Linked DNA regions of Homo sapiens: region 1 is linked to region 2. A link is a loop called in an ENCODE intact Hi-C map of the cell type or tissue named here. Cell type or tissue: gastrocnemius medialis. All regions are shown on one strand.

Region 1 (4,000 bases), 120 kb before region 2:
AGTATTACTGTATTTTAAAGGTCTTATTTTTATAAAATAAACAATTTCAATGAAGCCTTGTAGTACTCAACACTTCCAGCTTTAATTTCTTTGCTGTAATAGCTTGCTTATGAACAATTCAGGAAAGAATTTCATGTGCAGTGCTATTTCTTTAATCTTACCCATAATCCTTTTAAAATTCCAGTTGAAGCAGCTACTTTTTCGTGGTTACACTTAAGTATTTTTAAAATAAAACTTTATTTTCTATCATTTTAAAAAAATCTTATTTCAACTAAGAAAGTCTTATGCTATGGAGGATATTTCTTCTCTTGTACATTTTTCCTTTACTGTCCCTTGAAAGACAGTTCCTTTTTTATTTCAGAATTTAACAGAACATAGCAAATACCCTTAACTGGCACATGAAAGAAAACTTGTATCTTACTTTCTAGAAAATACCTCATGCTCCATAATTTATAATAATATTTGTTTTTCAAATCTTAAACAATATTTAATATATATTTTCTAACAGTATTTGCTGACAAAGGAATGCAGTTTTAAAAATATTGCTTTCCAGCTGGCTGCGGTGGCTCACGCCTGTAATCCCAGCACTTTGGGAGGCCGATGCAGGTGGATCACAAGGTCAATAGATCGAAACCATCCTGGCCAACATGGTGACACCCTGTCTCTACAAAAACTATAAAAATTAGCTGGGCATGGTGGCGCACGCCTGTAGTCCCAGCTACTCAGGAGGCTGATGCAGGAGAATCGCTTAAACCTGGGAGGCGGAGGTTTCAGTAAGCCAAGATTGTGCCACTGCACTCCAGCCTGGCGACAGAGTGAGACTCCATCTCAAAACAAACAAACAAACAATACAAACAAAATATTGCTTTCTTTGTACTATTTAATCCACTTTATTACTGCAATAAGAAAGAATAAATGTTTTACCAATAATATGTTCCTGTTTTTCATTATTAAGCAGGACATGTATAAAGAGACTTCTTAGCACTGGATTGAATATCTTTGGACTTTAAACACTACAGAAAAATTATAAAAGTTTATCTTCAGATATAATTTTTAGATGGTTTTTAATCATGATAGCTTTATTTTATCATTATTTAATATAATGGTCAACAAATTATGCCTGCTTGTATAAATAAAGTTTTATTGGAACAAAGCCACATTCATTTGATTAATGTAATCAATAACAATGTAATGTAATTGTGGCTACTTTTAAACTACAGTGGCAGAGTTAATTAGTTATAATAGAGGCTGTAAAATATTAACTGTCTGGCCCTTTACATGAAATGTTTTGCTGACATCTGATTTAATATATCAGGCCCGGTAAAGATTTAGTTTATTGTTAATAATAAATTTAAATCCATACAGTATTCTAAGTATCTTTTGATAATTTTGAATTTTTTTGCCAACTTATTGTTTGAACCAATTAGATTGTTTTCGTCCTGTAATATAGCTCTCAGAGAGCTCATATTAGGTATAGAAGGGTCAGCTTTGTTACTTGCTATTTATTTTTGTTTGTAATTTTAATATTATCTTTAACCTATGGGGGTTGTTTTTCATATTCATTTATTTATTTGCAAACATCCCTTAAGATCATTTGTGTGGTAAAGTTTGATTTAGTTGAGAAAAAAATATAAACCATAATTTATAAGTACCCTGAAAGCAAATGAGTGACTGCAGATACTGATGTTCTTCCTTGCACACTGGGGAGCTCCCATCTCTATTCTCAGGAAAACTCATATGTGGTAAGCGATACCGAAATACATGACATACAGACCCAGAGAGGGCACCATTGTTAGTCAGTACAGTTAACATTGGTAAAGCATAATTCTTATATTTTAAGATTAAAAACAATTATAAAATAAGAGTTTTAATTTTTCTTTTTGTGCTTCACTGGAAAGTCTTATGCATTCCACTTTGGAGACCACTGTCTTAATACATACTGTTTGTGTAAATTCTTTCAAATTCTGAATGTAGGCATAATCCCTGAATATAAATAAAAGTTTGTAGTATCATAATAATTGAGCTTTAAGTCCAGCAAATACTTTGTGTGGATAGTACTGCCAGCAGCTGCAATTAGAGAATCTGTGGGCTAAGCAAAGCCTTACTCAGATGCTTTATCTGTTTTTATCCTGTGTGGACAGTCATCTCTCTTCCAATAGAATTTTGTATCTGCAGCTAATTAAATCAAGAATTTAACCTTAGGATGGAGGATAGAGGACTATGTCTTCCTGCCAATAGGTAACCCACCAGAACCACTCCAGTGAGGAGAGCTACCACCTTAGAGGCCTCAATAGGTAGGGATTTACTTTAGGGAGTTGACAGATGCTTAAGTATGGAGTCATACAGTCTGGGCTCAAATTCTGGGCTCCTCCTATTATAAGCTGTGTATTCCTAGGCAAGTTCATTTAACCACTTTGTGTCTCAGTTTCCTCTTATGTTAAATAGGGAGAATGGCATCTAACTTTTAAGGTTGCTATGAAAAATTAGTTAATCCATATTAAGTGCTTGGCATACTATCTAGCACATATGAAGAGCTCAATGAATGTTAATTTTTAGTTAACTTTCTGGCGGTTCAGATTTGGTCAGTTCACAGTTCACTGAGAATATTTATCTTTGAGCAGACTCATATTAACCTTTATTTATCTTTGAGCAGACTTATATTAAGTTCTTATAAAACTACAATGCCAATTTTTAAGTCTACCTCAGGAAGTAGAACTGTCACATATACTGGATGCCCTATGTTGTTAATGACCTGTACATTTTCTACCTCTGGATGGCACCATGGAACACAAACATCCTAATCACGAAGGTTATATTGAACATAGGGTCTGAATTAGGGACATTCATTAGGTGAATCCAGTGTTTTGTGTATAATGCCAAAGTGGCTGAAGTGAATATTTATTACCCTTTCCTGTGTTTAAGGAATTTCTTTACCTAAAATGCCAGCTACTTACTTGTAACCTTTTTCGCAGTTTGCCCTAGGCTCTTTTGGTCTTAGCCACTCATCATGGACTTTGACTCTGAAGAGCTGTGATGCAAAGAAGCAGGGTGCAGTGATGGTGGTGCAGGTAGCAAATTGAGTTCCTGGGGCAGCAGGGCCGGTTATATTACAGTGGCTAGAGATAGTGGAGGTTGGCAGTGGAAGCAGAGGCATCCTGATCAGATTAGTTCTGCTACTTAGTTTTAGGCGTTGTTCTCGGCATCAATCCCTGGTTTTTCACTTCTCCTTGTAAGTCTGAGTTACTCTTTTGATAAGTTCTTTTTCTCCTCAAACTAGCCAAAATCAGCTGGGTTGCTAAATTTGCAATCTAAGTTGTTCTTGCAACTAAGAACCCTGTGGATATAGCAGCTACAATAGCCTGATGCATTTGTCTTGCAATACAGATAGAAAGGTCATGGGAAAGCAAATGAAGTATTTAAACTTTGTTGGCTTCTTCTCCCCTTGTGGGTGTTAAGATCACCCTATTCCCAGGGCCTAGATTTGTGCCTGAAATAAAGTAAGTGCTTAGTAAACCTTTTGTGGAATGAAAGAATGATGGGTACTGCCAATATGTGTCTGTTACTCTGCTTTTTCTCAGCTTTCATGGTTGACTGATCTCCCTAAGGAAGGACATATTTTTTCTTTCGATATGTTAATACAGATGTAATCCTGCGTAACAGTCCATTTTTTTTTTTTTTTTGAGACAGAGTCTCACTTTGTCGCCCAGGCTGGAGTGCAGTGGTGCAATCTCGGCTCAGTGCAACCTCTGCCACTCAGGTTCACGTGATTCTCCTGCTTCAGCCTCCTGAGTAGCTGGGACTGCAGGTGTGTGCCACCACACCCAGTTAATTTTTTGTATTTTTAGTGGAGACGAAGTTTCACCGTGTTGGCCAGGCTGGTCTTGAACTCCTGACCTCAGGTGATCCACCCACCTCGGCCTCCCAAAGTGCTGGGATTACAGATGTGAGCCACAACGCTCGGCTGCTATTCTGTTTTTTAAACTCACTTGGCGTATCTTTA
Region 2 (4,000 bases):
CAAGTGTTTGCCCTGGCACATCCCTGGATGTATTGCTATAGCTCAAGTGCTAGGGAGTATACTGTTCCTTCTGCCTGGTATGCCCTTCCCCCAAATGTCCACATGCCTCATACCTTTTATTTCATTTTCTGCTCAAATATCACTTCATCAGAGAGGCCTTCCCTAATCTGACCTAATACAATATAGGACTATTTTTTATCCCCTTAACCCCTTATGGCTTAATTGTTCTTTATTATACTTATCACCATCTGACATATAATTATTTGTTTATAGTGTTTTATTTTGTCTCCCTCCACCAAAATATAAGCACCATGGGATCTGTGACTGTTTTGTGTATTGTTGTATCTTTACTCCTAGAGTGGTGCCTGGCAAGTAGTAGCTGCTCAATAAATGTTTTTTCCCCCTAATGAATATATTATTTTGGAGTTTGAGACCACTTGTTTTCAAGGACCTTTGTCATTTGGTGTCAGCAATACCTCATTCTCCTTGACCCTATATATAACTCTTGGACTCCAGACAAACTAGAGTCAGTGTTCTCTGAGCATGCTTCACATCTTATAGCTCTTTGTCTTTGTTCACGATTCTTTCTTCTGGCAGATCTGCATCTCTGTCCATCCAGATTCTGACCAGTCCTTAATATCTACCCCTTTTTGAATGAAGGTACATATGAAGAAAAAGTTACTACTGAGTTTGTATTAAATCCTAGGCATCTCAAACACATTAACTCATTTAATTCAACAACTCTGGGAGACAGATATTGCTAAATTGTAAGCTACATGGGAGTAGGGATCTCTCTCTTGATCACCGCTCTATTCCTAGTGCCTGGTCTCAGAATAGAACGAAATAAATGCTTGTTGAATAGCAAAATGAATATTTTACAGAAGGGGAAATTGAGGTTCATAATGGTTAAGTGATTTACGCAAGCTAGTTCATGGCAGATAGGATAGGCAAGGTCTTCCAGCTTCAAATTCAGTGTTTTTTTGTAATATATCCTAAAATAAAAAATCAGTGTTCTAAAATGCCAGGGGTTTGGCAGTCTTTAATAACTTTAGTTTTTGTAGCTACCTCAGAATAAAACAGGAGGTTTTATTGATTTTTACATGAAAATTGTTCTTAATCATAAAAGGTCTGTTCCTTTCTATAAAACATAGTATGGAGACCAGGGTATATCTTTACTACCCAAGATGCTAACTGGACACCAGTTTCTGGGATTCTTTGTGGATATGTGTCATTAGTACTTTTTAATTTTTTTATACCTCCCCCCTTTACCTCCGTAAGTAGTCTGTGGGGGTAAGTGATACTTTTTTGTGAGAAAACATAATATAAATACTGATGGGATGGACAACAAGTGATCCAGGACCCACAGATTGCCATCATTTGTTCATTCGAAGAAGATACTAGAGGTGGTATTTATGTTGTACTTATTTTTATCTCATTGTTTAATTTTTATGTGTGTTTTACAATCTATCTAATGTTAGTAAATGAATCTAATTTATAAACACATATACGTATATTGGCAATGTGTGTACAAAGCTTTTTTTTTACAGGTAGATTATGTCATTAAAAAGATTGGAGATGGCTGGGCGTGGTGGCTCATGCTTGTAATCCCAGCACTTTGGGAGGCCAAAGTGGGCGGATCACGAGGTCAGGAGATTGAGACCATCCTGGCCAACATGGTGAAACCCTGTCTCTACTAAAAATACAAAAATTAGCTGGGCGTGGTGGCACGTGCCTGTAATCCCAGCTACTCGGGAGGCTGAGGCAGGAGAATCGCTTGAACCTGGGAGGCGGAGGTTGCAGTGAGCTGAGATTGTACCATTGCACTCCAGCCTAGCGACATAGTAGACTCCGCCTCAAAAAAAAAGAAAAAAAAGATAGGAGTTAAGTCACCCTGTGTGTCTCTCTTGTGAAGGATGGTTTGTTGTGTAGAACTCCAGGGGTTAGCCTTCTCTGATTCGGTGTAGCATTGTTTGTCATTTTGCCCAGAGGTGTAGTCTTTGATCTGGCTAGGGGCCACATGGACAGGCTCAGGGGATGGGAGACTTATGACATTAGGACATTGACTCTTGCTTGCATGTCCTCCTGGGATTTGGACATATGAGTCATTTGGAGTCTGTATCTGTACTAAGCTCTCCTTGCCAAATTCTGCAGCCTGTCACTGATAGCCACAGCTCTCTGTACTTGCTGTTGCCTTCTTCCTCACTCTGGCCCAGGGATTCTTCCTATCTTCTCTTTGGAATGGAAAACAGAACAAGACTTTTAACTTTTAGGTGCTTGAACCTTGGGGACAGGGAGCCCTGATATATCAGCTGGTCTGTTGAATGAGATCTTCATGCTGGAACTCAGGGTTGCTATCTGAGATACAGATGTTATAGAGGATACAGCTCATCCTGGCTTGTTTTGTTCAGACTATAGTGACTCCAGGTGGACACCATGCTGCCAAACCCTACCTAGATAGGGCATCTGCCTAGGTAACAGAATGATATATGCAGATAAAAACAACAACAACAAACAAACCAAAACAATCTTGAGGTTTGGTCTGACATGCTGAAGCTATTCTCCTTTTCCCCTACAGCTTAGCTATGTAGGAGCGATTATTCTAGAGTCCATCTTCAGTGGAGTGTATTGGCCCCCTTGGCAACCCCGTGCCTCACTTAATGCAGTGTTTAGAGCAGTGGTTCTCAGCTGGGGGCAGTTTTTCCCTTCCATGGGATGTTGAACAATATCTGGAGACATTTTTTAATTGTCATGATTGGCAGCATGTTACTGGCATCTATGTTGTTAAACATCCTGCAATGCACAGGACAGCCTCCACAACGAAGGATTATCTCATCTAAAATGTCATTGGGGCAGAGGCTCAGAAACTCTGGTCTAGAGTGACTTCTGCCTGTCACCACTGTGGTGTAGGGTGCTGATAGAGGAGTTTCTGCATGCCAAGATTCTATGCCCAGACTTGTATCAAGGCATCCTCCCAGTAGACAAAAGGCCCTTGATGTACTGCTGGCCTCAGGCCTTCTAGCAATAAAAAAGTAGCCTTCTTTCCACTACACTCCAAGCAGAAAGGCCCCTTTGTGCTGGATGAGGTCGACTTCCCTTGGCAGCAGTGGCAGGAGTGTGTTGTTCTCTGTACTTTACAGGCTAGCACTTGTCTGTCTGCCTTATATCTGTGTGTCACTCTCTTATGCCTTCATTACCTGACACTCCAGACCATAGTAAATGATAACATCTGCAATGCGTTAGGATATATATTCATTTTCAGGAATAATACGTTCTAGTCCATTTAACTTCCATCAGCATTTTTTTTTTTTTTGAGTCAGGGTCTTGCTCTGTCACCCAGGCTGGAGTACAGTGTTGCAATCTCAGCTCACTGCAACCTCTGCCTTCCAGGCTTACGTGATCCTCCCACCTCAGCCTCCTGAGTAGCTAGGACTATAGGCATGTACTACCACACCTGGCTAATTTTTTAATATTTTTTTGTAGAGATGGGTTTTGTCATATTTCCCAGGTTGGCCTTGAATTTCTGGGCTCAGGCGATCCACCTGTCTCAGCCTCCCTATGTGCTGGGATTATAGTCATGAGCCACCAAGTCCATCCCTCAACACTTCTTTTTTTTTTTTTTTTTTTTTGAGACGAAGTTTTGCTCTGTTGCCCAGGCTGGAGTGCAGTGGTGAGATCTCAGCTCACTGCAGCCCTCCGCCTCCCAGGTTCAAGTGATCCTTCCACCTCAGCCTCCCGAGTAGCTGGGATTACAGGCACGTGACACCATGCCCAGCTAATTTTTGTATTTTTAGTAGAGACAGGGTTTCACCATGTTGGCCAGGGTGGTCTCGAACTCTCCTGACCTCAAAGTGATCCACCCACCTCGGCCTCCCAAAGTGCTGGGATTACAGGCGTGAGCTACCTTTTTTTTTTTTTTTTTTTTTTTTTGAGACAGCCTCAGTCTGTCGCCCAGGCTGGAGTGCAGTGGTGCGATCTCAGCTCACTGCAACCTCTGCCTCCT

The links. Hi-C counts contacts between places; a loop is a spot of excess contacts. Peaks named below come from ENCODE experiments on the same cell type or tissue, not always from the same donor. Only the 100,000 strongest peaks of a DNase experiment are listed, where the experiment ranks them.
Region 1: a loop joins it to region 2, with 4 times the contacts of the local background. A loop is called at or near these places in 1 of 110 quality-filtered maps.

Annotation. Positions count from the first base shown.
Region 1 is chr11:3,924,564-3,928,563 of GRCh38, forward strand. The region is part of intron 1 of STIM1 (stromal interaction molecule 1); the gene reads left to right. Among named protein-coding and RNA genes, the nearest start is that of PPIAP40, 33 kb to the left of the region's middle. In gastrocnemius medialis, no CTCF peak of the experiment used is centred here; no DNase peak of the experiment used is centred here; H3K27ac peaks cover 3,246 bases.
Region 2 is chr11:4,042,158-4,046,157 of GRCh38, forward strand. All of the region lies in intron 3 of STIM1 (stromal interaction molecule 1), which reads left to right. Among named protein-coding and RNA genes, the nearest start is that of RRM1, 51 kb to the right of the region's middle. In gastrocnemius medialis, CTCF peaks have their summits at 2,431 and 2,640; DNase peaks (open chromatin) are centred at 2,084 and 3,401; H3K27ac peaks cover 4,000 bases.